Regions from separate parts of the Homo sapiens genome. Here region 1 is linked to region 2. A link is an interaction called in ENCODE POLR2A ChIA-PET data of the cell type or tissue named here. Cell type or tissue: GM12878. All regions are shown on one strand.

Region 1 (8,000 bases), 140 kb before region 2:
TCTATTGCAATCTCATGTTTTTCTGTTCTGCTCTACCGATCTATTTGATTATTTATTTCTAGTATATCAATTTGAATGCATCATGTCATAGTGTTTTGTAATATAAGTATTCTTTTTCTTTTTGTTACATGTTCTACTATATCTAAATATTTATTCTTTTATATTAACTAACTGATTAAAAAGTAATAATGAATAGTTAGTCCAATTCTATCCCTTCTTTTAAAATATTGGGAGTATTGTTATAATTTAATTCATATATTAGTTTTAGACAATTATAGATTTCTAAATTTTTAAATAAACATTTTATATTAGTGCTTATACTAAATTAAAACATGTTGTAAGATCTTCATTATTAAAATATTAAAACTCCTATTTATCAAATTGTTTTTTTATTTTCACAGCCTAAGAAACTAAGTTGTAAACTATGTAACCATGTGGGAAAAGAAGTTATCATTGAGGAAGTAAAGAGAAACTAGGAAATACTGGTTTGTTTCCCTTTCCAGGAAAACATTAAATAGCTGTTGCTATATGTTATCCCTTTTAACATCATCTTTCTAAAAGTGAAATAACTTTATATTGAATAAAAATTTATGAATTTACTCATAAATAGTGATAACAATTAGGAATCTACAAGTTGATTTTTTAGGTCAAAACAAGAACAACCATCCATAATGCTTTGAGGCCTTTTCTTGTATTTTGATGCAGTATAGTCACCCCTCAGTATCCATGAGTTTTGCATTGGTGGATTGAAAATATTTCAAAAATATTTTAAAAATTTGCACCTTTGCTAAAGTACAGGCATTTCTTTTATCCTCATTATTCCCCAACCAATACAGTATAATAACTATTTAGACAATGTTTGCATTGTATTATTATAACTAACCCAGAGATGATTTAAAGTATATTGGAGGACGTCCATAGGTTATATGTATTATGCCATTTTATATAAGAGACCTGAGCACCTGTGGATTTTGGTATCTGAGACTCGTCCTGGAACCAATATCCTACAGATACCAAGTGATGACTCTACTGTTTTGTCTTTGTCGTATTTGCTTTTTCATTTGGCTTATCCTTGTAACAACAAAATATGTGAAGAAGATCCTTTGTATCTATTTCATTTTCTAACTGATAGTACAGTTTATTTCTCTCAGGGATCCCACTTGCTTGTTTTATTTTCTCTTTTCACAGGAGAATTTTTTCACATAAAAGATGCACTGCATTAACTGATTTATCATATTCCCTAAGCTTGCCTCCACTAGTACCAATGTAGTTAGCATATTCAGTTTCCATTTTGAAGTTTGGAGAAATATCCAATACCTTAGCATTTTTTATAAGTAAAAAGAGAAACTAAAATTCAAGTTATAACTCTTCCATGTTTGTTCATTTTCATTGTTTCATTTGTTACAACTTTAGTAATAAATTTGAAATTAGTTTTCCATTTTCTGTTTCCAGCCCCTTTTTTTCAGATTACTTCATTCCCTATCAGCTCTCTTTCAAGTTATTTTTCCCCTTTTGTACTTTGAAGTGTTTTTCTTTTCAGGTTTCTGTCCTGGGCAAAGTTTTAATCTCATTCCAAGCCTCTTCTTTGACAATCTCATTCACTCTGTTATCTCTGGTTTGCTGAATTCTCAATTGACATCCCTGGTTCCAATTTCTATGGTGAAATGCAGACTTCAACATCAGATTTCCTACCACACAACTCTCTGCATGGACCAATCACCTAAGTCAGCATGTTTACAATGTGAGTAAAATCACCATATGCCTCACAAATATATCCGTTTTTTTTGTTGTTGTTGTTGTTGTTTTGTAATGACACCACCATTTTCTTGGCTGTTAAAGCTGGAAACCTGAGTGTCATTCCCAACTATTTACTTTCCTTTTACTCCAATATCCAGGAAACTATAAATCTTGTTTAATTTGCCTTCTATTCTTTTATTATCAAACCTGGTCAGCTTTTTATTGTCACACTGACTACCATCATGTAAATCAATATTATCTCTTACCTTGATTATTGCAATGGCATCCAAATTGATCTGGCTTCCCTCTAACCTATTGCCCATACTCTAATTATGTCATTCTCAGTCTTAAAATATGTGTGTGATTCTATGTTGCACTTACAGCAACCCCATTATCAAAACTCCAGATTCTTTTTTCTGGATGCATTTTTAGTTCTTGAACATCTTTCCTTTGATGTGCCTAGCCTTGCACGTCTTGACAAACTGGACTGAACTACTTAAAAATTTCCAGACACAAAAATTTCTAGACACGGCATGTTTTTTTCGTACCTCCAGGCTTATTTACATGCTTGTTCTTAGAATAGCCTTCTCCAGTTTGTGCTAAATGCTATACATTCTTCACGTTTTTTTATGTTAATTTTTTCCAAACTTACCATAAATTCCCCTGTTCAATTCAGCCTGTCTTGGTTCTATCCAAAATCTACTATTGAGTAGTCATAGCAAATTAATCTTTCAGTCCTCAGATTTCTCGTCTATAATATGTGGGATAGTGTCTCTTAGAATTGTTTCATGGATTAATTGATATAATGCATATAAAGAATGTAGTATACAATTAAGAAGTAAACGTTAATAGTTTTATTATTTTAATAAATACAATTACTTCTTACATTTTGTATGTCTTGCATTAATCTTAGCAGAGACTTTATCTGATTTATTATCTGTAATTATATGCCTTCCATGTAAAAGTAGGAGTTCAAAAATAAATTTGTGTATATGAATGGAAGAAGGGATGTGGAATGACAGAGGTTGGAAAATGTCTTATTTTGCTAATTTTACTTTTTACCATGAAAGCTCTTAGGTCATATAATTAACACAAATCAAAGATGAGTTTTATAACTTGAGCCAGATTTTGGATGTGAAAATATTTTTAAGCATCTCTCCTTATGAATTTTGATAGTTGGAAACTTTGAGGAATAAAAATAAAACTCTTAAGTCCCTCAACCAACTAAACAGGTCATCTCTTGGTCAGTGACACACCAGAGAAAACCTGGAAGCTGAGTTCTCTGCCATGACTCGATGGGAGGTCATACATGACTTGTTTATACCCTTCCCCTGCTAACCACCATTAATCATTATTCCCCAAGAGCTAAACAGAAGCTAGCCCTTTCAAAAGACTCCACCATTAGTATTAACTAACTCCTTGACATTGCTCCTCCCTTTTTGCCTCACAAGAAATGAGTGGTTCTAGCCAGTCTACAGAAAACTCACAGTAAGGGCTTTTGTGTCATCTGCTCCACCTTTTGACATGAGAGGGCTTAAAACTCCACCCACAGATCATGCTAACACCCCCATTTTTTGAACATGGGTCCCATGGGGAGAAACAAAGCTCAATTGCACGTGTGTTTGTTTCTCCTTTCATAAATATTCATGGCCTTCCGTGGCTTATTAAATATGTATATTTGGCCACCTTGTTCAGCATAAATCCCTGTCTTATTCTTCCCAACCTCAAATTATCTAGTTTCTGCTTCTGGCCAGAAGCTATGCTTCCCAGCTTCTCAGAATGGCCACCCTGCAGCCTGTAACCCTTTATGAGAAGTAAAGCTCTCCTTTCAAAATTGATGAACCTTCTCTTTCTTCAGCTGACACCTTTAAACTCTACATGTAGTTGTATGTCTTAGGAAATAAAATATCTTCTGAAAATCAACCCCCTTTTTAGGGTATTGCAAAACATTTAACTCATAAATAGCTTAATTCCTTAGCAGCAAGCAATGTTCTCAACAGCAAATATTAAGGTACATGAGGCAGAATGCACTGGAGTTGAGTTTGATCCACAGTCGTGAACTCTCTAGAAGTACCTAGAATCTCCTATTTTGTCTCTTTATCGAATGTGTCTAGGTGAGCAGAAAAGAGCTATTGTCATCAGAGCATATTCAAAGGCTTTCAGAATGAAGATCCAGTATATTAAAGCCATTAGTGGCTTAGAATTCAGGGAATGACTGTCTCCTTCTGCTAGCCATTTTCTTAATAGATACAGAGATTTGTTGCTGTTCTTCTTTTAAAGTTTTAATGATTGAAATATTTATGTTTACAGTTTTGGTGAACCCAAGTATGATCTGCAAAATTCTAGAGTTCAAAATAAAAACCATCTGATGGATTTTAAAACCAAAAAATGTAGCAACAGGAGAATTAATACTTCAAGAACATGAGGTAATTTGGCTAGAGACAAAAGTGAGAATAGTGACCACAAGATAAATAAGATAAAAACTACCAGTATTAGAAATGACAAGAAAATAAGTAAATACAACTGGAAATAAAAATTATTTTTAAAAAAATTTTAGATGCGGGGGAATACATGCACAGATTTGTTACATGGATATACTGTGTAATGCTGTGGTTTGGGCTTCTATTGAACTCATGACCCAAATAGTGAACACAGTACCTAAAAGGGAGTCCTCAACCATGCCTCCTCTCTGTTCCTCCACTTTTGGAGCTTCCATTGTCCATTGTTCTAATCTTTATGTCCATGTGTACCCAGTGTTTAGCTTCAGCTTGTAAGTAAAATCGTACAGTATTTGATTTTCTGTTTCTGCATTAAGTCACTGAGGATAATGGTGCATCCATGTTGCTATAAAGAATAAGATTTCATTCTTTTGCTGCCTGGATACTATTCCATGATGTATATGTACCATATTTCTTTATCCAATCCACCACTGATGGCCACCTAGGTTGATTCTATGTCTTTGCTCTTTTTTTTTTTTTTTTGAGACAGAGTCTCACTCTGTTGCACAGGCTGGAGTTTAGTGGTGCGATCTCGGCTCACTGCAACCTCCACCTCCCAGGTTCAAGCAATTCTCCTGCCTCAGCCTCCTGAGTAGCTAGGATTACAGGTGTGTGCCACCACGCCCAGCTAATTTTTGTATTTTTTAGTAGAGATGGGGTTTCACCATGTTGGCCAGGCTGGTTTCGAACTCCTGACCCCGTGATTTGCCTGCCTCAGCCTCCCAAAGTGTTGGGATTACAGGCGTGAGCCACCGCGCCCAGCTCCATGTCTTTGCTCTTATGAATTGTGCTGTGATAAACATGCAAGTACACGTGTCTTTTTGGCAGAATGATTTATTTTCCTTTGGGTATATAGCCAGTAATGAGATTGCTGGATCAAATGGTAGTTCTACTTTTAGTTATTTGAGAAATCTTCACACTGCTTTCAACGGGAGCTGAAATAATTTACATTTCTACCAACAGCAGATAAGCTTCCCTTTTCTCCATAACTTCACCAACTTCTATTATTTTCTGACTTTTTAATAGTAGCCGTTATGACTGGTATAAGAGGATAGCTCGTCATGGTTTTAATTTGCATTTCTCTGATGATTATTAATATTGAGCATTTTTTTCATATGTTTGTTGGCAGACTATATGTCTTCTTTTGACAAGTGTCTGTTCATGTCCTTTGTCTACTTTTTGATGTTTTTTTTCCTATTGATTTGCTTAAGTTCTTTACAGATTCTGGATATTAGTCATTTTAACATTACCTAGCTTCAAACTATACTACAAGGCTATAGTAATCAAAACAGAATGATACTGGTACAAAAATAGATCTATAGACCAATAGAACAAAATAAAGACCCCAAAAATAAAGCTTCACACCTACAATCAACTAATATTTGACAAAGATGACCAAAAGAAAAACACAGGGAAAAACACCCCATTCAATAACAGATGCTAGGAAAATTGGCTAATCATATGCAGAAGAATGAAACTGGACCCTACCTCTCACCATATTAAAAAAATAACTAGAGATGGACTAAAGACTTAAATATAAGACCTCAAACTATAGAAATCCTAGAAGAAAGCCTAGAAAATACTCTTCTGTACAATAGCCTAGGTGAGGAATTCATGACTAATACCTCAAAAGCAAATCAAACAAAGACAAAAATTGACAATTGGCACCTAATTAAAATAAAGAGTTTCTAAACAGCAAAAGAAACTATAAACAGAGTAAACATGCAATCTACAGAACAAAAGAAAGTATTGTGAAAAACCAAAGTTCTTAAAATTAAAAACTCAATAGATGTTAAAGACTAAATTAGTCTTAGATGAAAAGGTACTAATGAATTGGAATATATATCTGAGATTACTCAAAATGGAACACAGAGTGGAAAGGCAATATGAGAATTGGAAAAAAGGCACATAGATAACAGAATGAAAATGTTCAACTTAAAAAAAAATTAGAAGCAATGAGGAAAAGAAAATGAATGAGAATTTTCCAGAATTAATGAAAAAATTTTATATTCAAAATGAAAAAAACATATTGAAAAAAACCATGTTGAATAAGAAGAAAAACCCAGCTATACATATTGTGGCGAAAATGCAAAACACATACACACACACAGAAAATCTCAGAGAAGGCAACTAAAAGTATTAGGTCCTCTCTCTGTATCAGATGTGTGTGTGTATGTGTGTGAGTGTGTGCATGTGCATGTTCATTGTGGTGTATTTATGTATGTCTATATGCTTTTGTTTGTGCCAGTCCCCTCACTGGCCATAAGCTCAAGATTGAAAAATTAACACAGCTTGAAAAACAAAAACTTTAGAAATGAACCATGGGGAGTACCCACATGTTACCACATGTATTTGTCTGTTCTCACACTGCTATAAATATACTACCTGAGACTGAGTAATTTATAAAGGAAAGAGTTCACAGTTCTGAATGGCTGGGGAGGCCTCTGGAAACTTAACGATCATGGTAGAAGGTGGAAGGTGAAAGGGAAGCGAGGACCTTCTTCCCATGGCAGCAGAAGAGAGAAGAGTGAGGAGCAAAGAGGAAAGAGCCCCTTATAAAGCCATCAGATCTCGTGAGAACTCACTCACTATCACAAGAACAGCATGGAGGAAACTGCCCCCATGATCGAATCAACCTCTCACCAGATTTCTCCATAGACATGTGGGGATTATGGGGATTACAATTCAAAATGAGATTTCGGTGGGGACAGAGTCAAACTATATCACAACAGTATGTTGCACACAGAGACTTTTACTGAAAGATCTCAGACATTGTGTATTTGCATATTTTAGAAAACGTGTTTAGTTTTCAGTAATTTGTATATCTTTGGACCTCTGTGAAATATATTGACTTAGATAACTTAGACATGTAACTGTTAAAAGGGGGTCTTGTTTTTCTATTTCCTTAGATCTAACCTGACAAAATATATAGACATTTTTTTTGTTTTGTTTTGATTCTCAAATGCTCAACTCATGCTTAGTTATGAATGGCTTCTGACGTGCTGGTGCTGACAGGTTCCCATGTAAACTGGACAGACGAAATTTTATTTGTGATTGAATGTATTTTTGTTAGAGGCAAGTAAACAGTTGACATAAAGCATTACTCACTCATTCAATCCTTGAAGCTTCGTAAAACAAAAATAAATTATTTGGTAAATTTTGTTTATGAGTTAATTATAAATTAGTGAGCACATGAATTTAATCTCCTGAAACTCATCAAATTATTTTATCATTATAAAAGGGGGTTTATAGTCTATTAAACAGTAATTCTTTAATAGAAAAGGAATGTATGGCCCACTTTACCTATCATATAGATTAAAGGCTTCAATAATTTTGCAAACTATTCTTGAAAACAAAATTAAGAGTCCATTAGCACTTCACACCCCCAACAATAGAAACATTAACATATACAGCAATTCCAAACTGGCAGAGTAATGATCTCTATGAACACTCTCCCCAGAGAAACAGCCATTATCTGGTTAAATAACACACACACACGCACACACGCACACACACACACACACACACACACACACACACCCGACACCATACCACACAGAGTTGTCCCTTGGCATCCATGAATGACTGGTTCCAGGACCTCCTTCAGATGCCAAAATCTGAGGATGTTCAATTCCCTTATAGAAAATGGCATAATATTGGCAAATAAACTATGCCCATTCTCCTGTATACTTTTATTTATTTTTATTTTGAAACAGAGTCTTGCTCTCTGGAATACAGTGGAGCTGTAAAAGCAGAAGGCTCTGA
Region 2 (8,000 bases):
GGGAGAGGAAGGGGAAAAATATCTTTAAGTGCCTAATAACAGCTGTGCCTTAAACCACCATCACCTGTGGGATTTCTCAATTACGTAAGTCATTAAATTCCATTTCTTAAGTTGGAGTTGGGTTTCTAACACTTGCAAATGAAAGTATCCTAATTGTACAGATGATGAAAGTGTTTCCATGAGGAATTTAATTACTAAACTACCAGACAACAGTCTCTTGGTGTGCCTTACATTTAGAAACATGCTTTAATTTTCAGCCTGAGCCAAATTTACTCTCTAATGTATTCAACAAAACAAGTTCATGTTTTACATTCCTGAATCTCAAAACATGTGCTTTCTCTTGAATAATTACAGATGTGACTGCTGGTGATCTTGTTATAATGGCTGTCTTGGTATGGATTGATCAAATTCAGATTAGTGTTTTACTTTATTATTAAAAACACTTGGTTTGAACTTGTTACATTAGTGATTTTAAATCTGAACACTTTCTGAAAACCTGTTTCATGTTTTGGGCACACCGCAAGTAAACAGATTCAATGTAGATGGAAAAAAAACAAATTTTCCTTTCCTTCTCATCCTTCCTACTGCTCCCTGCCATCTTTCAAATTTCTTATCTCTTCCTTTTTTTGTTGTTGTTTTTTTTTTTTTTTGAGACAGAGTTTCACTCTTGTTCCCCAGGCTCGAGTGCAATGGCATGATCTCAGCTCACTGCAACCTCCACCTCCTGGGTTCAAGCGATTCTCCTGCCTCAGCCTCCTGAGTAGCTGGGATTACAGGCATGTGCCACCATGCCCAGCTAATTTTTTTTTTTTTTTTGTATTTTTAGTAGAGACAGGGATTCTCCGTGTTGGTCAGCCTGGTCTTGAATTCCTGACCTCAGGTGATTGCCTGCCTCGGCCTCCCAATATTCTGGGATTACAGGTGTGAGCCACCGTGCCCAGCACCTCCTCTTTCTTTTAATTGTTATTCTTGAACCAAATAGTGGACACCATTTAAACCAAAATCTATTTTTTGAATCAACTTGGAATTAAGCAGTTTGTCATATTTTCTTCACACTGTAAAAATCCAGTTATCAAATTATCCAGTAGATATTACATGCCATCTTCATGGGAATTTTTAAACATATAAAACATTGCAAAGGAGATATTGGGGTTAAAATATATTGAATCATTGGGCTAATAAAATAATTTGAAAATGATGGTATGCATTCTTAAACTGTTTTATTTTCTGATAACATTTTCATAAAATTTCAGACAAGCCATCACAAAATTGAATGTTTCAATGTGCAGCATTATTTCTGTATCAATATCTTTATATATCTATATATTTTCTTATGATAAATAAGACTTTTCAGTTTTGAGTAAGGCTGATGGTGATAACAGTTCCTAAATCTAAAATGGTAAGCTCCACTTACCTACCTCATGCAAATCCATTTTGTTTTCTTATTTTGATTTTTTTTAGTTGTACAAAATTATAGGGTACATGTGAAGTTTTATTACACATATCTAGTGCATAGTAAACAAGTCAGTTAGTTTCCATCGCCTGAGTACAATACATTTTTGTTAACTGTAGTCAACCTACTCAACTGTAAAACATTTAATTAGCTCCTTCTTTCTAACTGTATGCTCATACCCTTCAACACACTTCTCTTAAGCCTTCCCTATATCCCCCACTCACCCTTCCCAGTCTCTGTCTTCCCACTCCTTATCTCTACATGATCAAATGTGTTCACTCCCACATATAAGTGAGAAAACATGTTATATTTGTCTTTTGGTGCCTAGCTTATTTCACTTAACATAGTGATTTCCTCTATCCATGTTTCTGCAATCCATACACAATGCAATAGTACATGACCATAAAAAATAATGAAATGTATATGTAAGTGATATATATACACATATATTTAATAACAGATGTACATATTCATATTTATAAGTATATATTACATAAATATATACATATATATTTATAAATGCATTTATACATAAATATATTTCATTATATAGAAGTCATATATATTTAATTTCACATTGGAATATATATATATTTTTTATCCACTCATCCATTGATGGACATGGGTTGAATTCATATATTTTCTACTGTCATTAAAGCTGTAATAAGCTTGTGAATACAAATATCCCTTTGATACACTGATTTCTTTTCCTTTGGGTAGACACCTAGTACTGGGATTTCTAAATCAAATGGTAACTCAGTTTTTAGAGAAATCACAAGTTTTCAATAATGGCTGTGGTAATTTATATCCACACCAATAACATACTGTATATAAGACATGTTTTATTTTCCTCCACATGTTTGACAAAATCTGCAACTTTTTGTCTAAGTTATAATGAACCAATTTTCATTTTGTTGGCCCTGTGCATTTTTTAAAAAATTCTGTTTCATTTAGTACTGCTCCGTACTTAATTATTTCTTTTCATCTGCTATTTGGGGTTTGGTTTGTTCTTGATTTTCTAGTTCCTTCAAGATCATTGTTAGATTGTTATCTTTCTACTTCTTTGATGTAGGCATTTATTCCTACAAACTGTTTTTATGGTATCTCACAGGTTTTGGCATGTTGTGTTGCCAATTTCACTCGTTTCAAGAAATTTTTAAAACTTCCATCTTAATTTATTCATTAACACAATAGTGATTCAGGAGAATGTTGTTTAATTTGTATGTGTTTGTAGTTTCCAAAGTTCCTCTTTGTATTGATTTTTACTTTTATTTTGCACTCTACAAAGATAGTTGATGTGATATTATGTTTTTTTTTTTTTTAGATTTGTTGAGGCTTCTTCTAACATACAGTCTATCCTGAAGAATGTTCCATGCACTGATTAGAAAAATGTGAATTCTGTAGCTGTTGAAAAAATGTTCTGTAAATGTTAGTTAGGTCCATTGGTCTAAAGTCCAGTTTAAATCTAAAGTGTTTTTATTTTTTGCTTAGATGTTCTGTTTAATGCTGGGAGTGGGGTGTTGAAGTCCCCCACTATTATTGTATTGTAGTGCACCTCTCTTTTTAGATCTAGTAATATTTGTTTTATAATTCTGGTTCCTCTAATGTTGGCTGCATATATATTTAGAATTGTTTTATCCTTTTCCTGGATTGGTGCCTTTATCATTATAATGAGGCCCATATAAGGCATCAATTCAAAAAAAGGATATGCTTTGTCTTTTTAAAAATGTTTTGACTTAAAGTTTGTTTTATCTAATATAAATAAAGCTACTTCTTTTCACTTTTGGTTTCTTTTCATGGAACATCTTTCCATGCCTTTGCTAGCAGTCTATATAAGTTTTTCTGATAAGGTGAACTCCTTGTAAGCAGCAGATAGTTAGATCAATTTTTTAAATTCACTAAATCTTTGTATATCTTTTATATAGAGAATTTAATCCATTTTGTCTAAGGTTAATATTGATATATATAAGGCTTTGTTTTTGTCACATTGCTAATTGTTTTCTAGCTGTTTTACATATTTTCTGTTTCTTTCTTTTTATCTTAATATTTGTCATTGTGGTTTGGTGGATTTCTGTAGTGATACCACTTGAGTCTTTTCTCTTCCTCTTTTGTGTGATTGCTTAACCAGGAGTTTTATACTTTTCTGTGTTTTCATAATGGTAAATATCATCCTTTGCTTCCAGGTATAGGACTCCTTTGAGCATTTCTTGCAGAATCAGTTTAGTGGTAACAAATTCTCTCAACATTTGCTTCTCTGGGAAATACTTTATCTTCCGTTTATTTGTAAAGGATAATTTTGCTGAATAATATTCTTGTCTGTCATGATTTTCTTTCTGTACTTTGAATGTAGTATCTGATTTCCTTCTGCCCTGTAAGGTTTCTGCTGTGAAATCTGATGGGGTTTCCTTTATAGGTGACTAAAAACTTTTCTCTTGCTGCTTTTAGGCTTTGCTCTTTGAGTTTAGACAGTCTAGTTATAATGTGCCATGAAGAAGACCTTTTGCATTGTATCTGCTTGAATATCACTGAGTCTCCTGTCTCTGGATGTCTAAATCTCTTGCTAGGCCTAGCAAGCATTCATCTATTATTTCGTTAAATAGGTTTTCTAATTCTTTAATTCTCTATTTGCCCTCAGGGATACAAAGAATTTAATATTTGGTGACTTTTTGTTGTCCCAAACATCATGGAGGCTTTGCTCATTCTTTTTTATGGTTTTTTTTCTTTATTTTTGTCTGACTGAATTATTTCAAAAGACCAGTCTTCATTTTCTATGATTCTTTCTTCTGCTTGGTCTGGTCTATTGTTGAAGCTTTCTAATGCATTTTGTATTTCTTTCATTGAATTCCTCAGTTTCTGAGTTTCTATTTGTTTCTTTTTAAAAATATCTATCTCTTTGGAAAATTTCCCATTTATATACTGAATTGATTTCCTGATTTATTTGTATTATTTTTCAGAATTATCTTGTATCTCACTGAGTTTCTTTAAAATTAATATGTTGAATTCTTTATCTGAGATTTTGAGAATTTCTGCTTGATTAAAAATCTATTGCTGCAAAATCATTATGTTCCTTTGCAGGTGTCAAATGTTCTTGCTTTTGCATTTTTCCTGTGTCCTTATGTTGATATCTGTGCATCTGGTGTAATAGCCATTTTTTCATATTTTTGAATGGACTTTTGTAGAGGATGACTTTTTCCCAAATATATATCTGTGGTGTTGATTGGGTAGGGCACTTTGGATTTGATTCTGTATACATGCAATAGTGTAGTCTCTGGATGATTTCTTTGACTGTAAACAGCATTAGAGGTATCTGTGATTTCCTTAGTGGGTTAGGGTGCAGTTATTAGTGGAGGTTGTAGTAAAGTAATACTGGGGATGGGGATGTCACGTAGCCAGTCTTCAGGCCCTAGTGATGGCAGCAGTGGGCTGAGCATTCTGATCCTTATGCCTTAGGGTGGCATACACTGGCACCTGTGGTAGTGGTTACTGGAGGGCCAATTCTTGGGCCTCCAGGTGGCTAGCTTGAATGCTGATAGTTGCAGAGATGGACCAGGCAGGTTTTCAATTTACTGGGTCCCTGGACAGCTTGTTTGTATACGCAATGCCAGTAGCATTAGCAGGATGATTCTTGAGTCCCAAATCATGTACACTGATGTTAGTAGTGGCTGCAGTGGGCTGGGTAGGCCAGTCTCTGGGCCCTCAGGTGGTGCTTGTAGGTAGGTGCCAGATAAGGTGGGAAGAGCCAGGAGTTTAAGCTGAACATTAGGCCCCCAAGAGGAGTGCTCAGGTGCCCAGGGTGGTGAATTGCTTTGGGCAATCTCTAGGACCTTGAAGCATGTGCTCTGTCTTAGAGATGGGGGCAAAGCTGGGTTTGGCAGGCTTGTGCTCAAGCCTCCCAAATGTGAGAACAGCCACTAGCCAAGGTTGGTGGGTTGAGGGTGATCCTCAGTACCCAGGTAGAATGCTGGGTGAGCAGTAGTGTTAGCCCCACTGAGGAAGGTGAGCCCAAACTCAGTGGCCACAGTCTAAGCTAGCTGGTGGGGAACACATGTCCCTCTCATGCCCTAGTCACAGTGGGTCTCATCTCTGAGCCCTGGTAGTGGTAGCCCACACCTAGCTCACACCTCAGGCCCAGCTACAGGAGACCCACCATAAGTCCCAGTGGTAACTCATGTCCCACTTGTGTCCCCTTCTCAGTCCTGGCAGCACTTGCTTCTCAACACCAGTAGCTGAAGCCCACACCTCACTGGCTTCTCAGCCTTGGCTGCAGCAGCCTATTCCCAGGTCATGGCCCAGTCCCAACAGCAACTGCCCAAGTTTTCCTAGCACTTCAGTGTAAGGGCTGCTGAGCCCAAGGACAATATGCAGTCTAATAAAGTCTGGGATTGAAAATGGTGTTTTGCTGTAGCCACCTATGACTCAGAAAGGGTGCGAGAACAAGTGCAAGCTCTCTCCCTAAAGCGGTTCCATCTCATTGTCTCCTGGCACCTCCTTATGTTAGTTTCAGGTCTTGAAAGGGTTGAGGGACTCCTGTTGCCAGGATTTCATGATTCCATGCTGGGAATGTGAGATGCTGGGAATCTCTCACTTACTCATTCCCTACATTGGGCAGTTCCTCCTGGCTTCCAGCTCATACCAGCCAAGCAGGCTGTCTCTCTTTTTTTGTTCCCTTGCTTTTGTTTCTTCCTGTCATTTTTCAGTTGAATTCCAGTGTTATCTCTTGGATAATGTATTTGAAGTATGATTACGCACTATTTTGGATCTTTTAAGTGGAGGAGGTGAGCGTGAAATGCTTCTAGTCAACCAATTTGAAGTCCACAATAGATAACTTCCATTTTCTTTAAGTTAGAACTGTTTAACACAGAGAAGAACAAAAGCTATTTTTCATTTAGTCAGTCAACATATGTCTATTGAATACTTATAATGTGTTAGACTCTGTGGTAAGAGGTAAAAATTGGAAATTGATAAGTCATTGTGTGGCATTCTAATAGAGTGAAATACATTGTATTCTAATATAATGAAATACATTAGTAGATTTGTAGGAAGTCTGGGAGAAGGAGGTCTTATATGTACTCCTGGGGATCTTTATCAAAGCATCCAATGCCCCAATTTTTTCTTCCCCAATGCTCATCCGCAGATCTATCAAAATTAGGAGTTATTCACATGAAAAAGCTTTCCAGGGCTTAATTTACTCCAAATTTTCCAAACTCCTCACCAATTTATAACCACTATATGGTGTTCCCAACAAGGTGTTCCATGAGAGCAGTGATATACAAATAGTTTTGTGTATGTAGAGTTGGAGAAGTAAGGGAAATTTCTTGTTGCTATTGTGATTATTCTTTCTGTATTTGAAGTGAGCCTTGAAGGACTAAAAGGGTAAAAACAGATGGGAAAGGGAGAAAAGAGCATTTCAGCTTATGGAAATATAAGCATAATAATTACTAACATTTATGAAGCTTTTACCATGTGCTGTACACATCCCTCAGGTCGTTGACATGGAGATAAAGGACAGTGGTTACATGAATTTCCTCTGGTTTCCTAGGTAATGAATGGTGGCGCTTGGATGTGGCTCCCAGCTTTCTGAAAGGATACTCCAAAAAGAATGTTCTAACCTCCAAAGTTGGTTTCCATAAGGGTAAGCACTTAGGGAATAATGATCAGTTTAAATGCACCAGTGTCACTACTCATTTTGGTTTATATGGTAAGATGCATAATGTATATAACATACATACATAAAATGTATATATGAAAATATGTATGTATAATATATCTCTCTCCATATATATATGCATATATATATATATGCATAGAATCTCCAGAACCTGGGGACCAAAATTTCTAGTTGCTTATCTTCATGGGCCAATGCATGCATGCACAGGTGCTTAGCAGCTGTGCATTAATGAACACCACTGATGAAATGATTCTTTAGGATGAAAATTTCTTCCAAAAATAAGATAGGTAGTTTTATTTTTTGACAGATTGCGATATGCAATATCTACTTTATAAGGAGAATAAAAAATCTAGTTTCAAAGTGTTGTTTTACATGTAAATGTGATGTCAAAAATATGCTTTTGCTCTGACTCTTCATAGGCCATTCTGTTCAGTCCCAAAGTCATTATCAAACTCCTTTGACTTTTTGTTATGTACTCCTCAATTTTATTTCATGCATCTTGAAGAAACAAAAGACGTTTCAAATATAAATAGAGAATGAAAGTCTAGTTGTTGCATATAGGCCAGGCACCTTATCTAGCTCTCTGTGTGAATTTCCACCTCACTGCTTGCTGAGACTCTGCAAGAGGCAGGCTTCATCAGTTCGAAAATACCACACTCTGTCTTGATAGCTCATCCTCCTCTCTGTTTGTCACAGATGTTTCCAAGTGCAATGAGATGTGATTTAAAGAAAAGTGCTAATTTTTAAAAAGGTAAAAATTCCAAATTGAGTAATCTGTATATGCATTGCTGCCAAGTATTGGTTTGAGCTGATTCAAAAGAATTCAATCTATGGACATACATATCTTAATATATTTAAGGTCAATAAGACACATAAAAA

The links. ChIA-PET counts read pairs that join two places held together with the same protein. Peaks named below come from ENCODE experiments on the same cell type or tissue, not always from the same donor. Only the 100,000 strongest peaks of a DNase experiment are listed, where the experiment ranks them.
Region 1: POLR2A ChIA-PET joins it to region 2 with 5 read pairs; 2 of 35 experiments call an interaction of 5 or more read pairs at or near these places.

What each region holds. Positions count from the first base shown.
Region 1 is chr6:78,118,551-78,126,550 of GRCh38, reverse strand. The region is part of intron 2 of LOC105377865 (a long non-coding RNA gene); the gene reads left to right. Among named protein-coding and RNA genes, the nearest start is that of MIR10524, 420 kb to the left of the region's middle. In GM12878, no CTCF peak of the experiment used is centred here; no DNase peak of the experiment used is centred here.
Region 2 is chr6:77,982,434-77,990,433 of GRCh38, reverse strand. LOC105377865 (a long non-coding RNA gene) reads left to right here. Exons shown (of 6, transcript XR_002956359.2): 3 at 6,993-7,085. Among named protein-coding and RNA genes, the nearest start is that of MEI4, 330 kb to the right of the region's middle. In GM12878, no CTCF peak of the experiment used is centred here; a DNase peak (open chromatin) is centred at 3,592.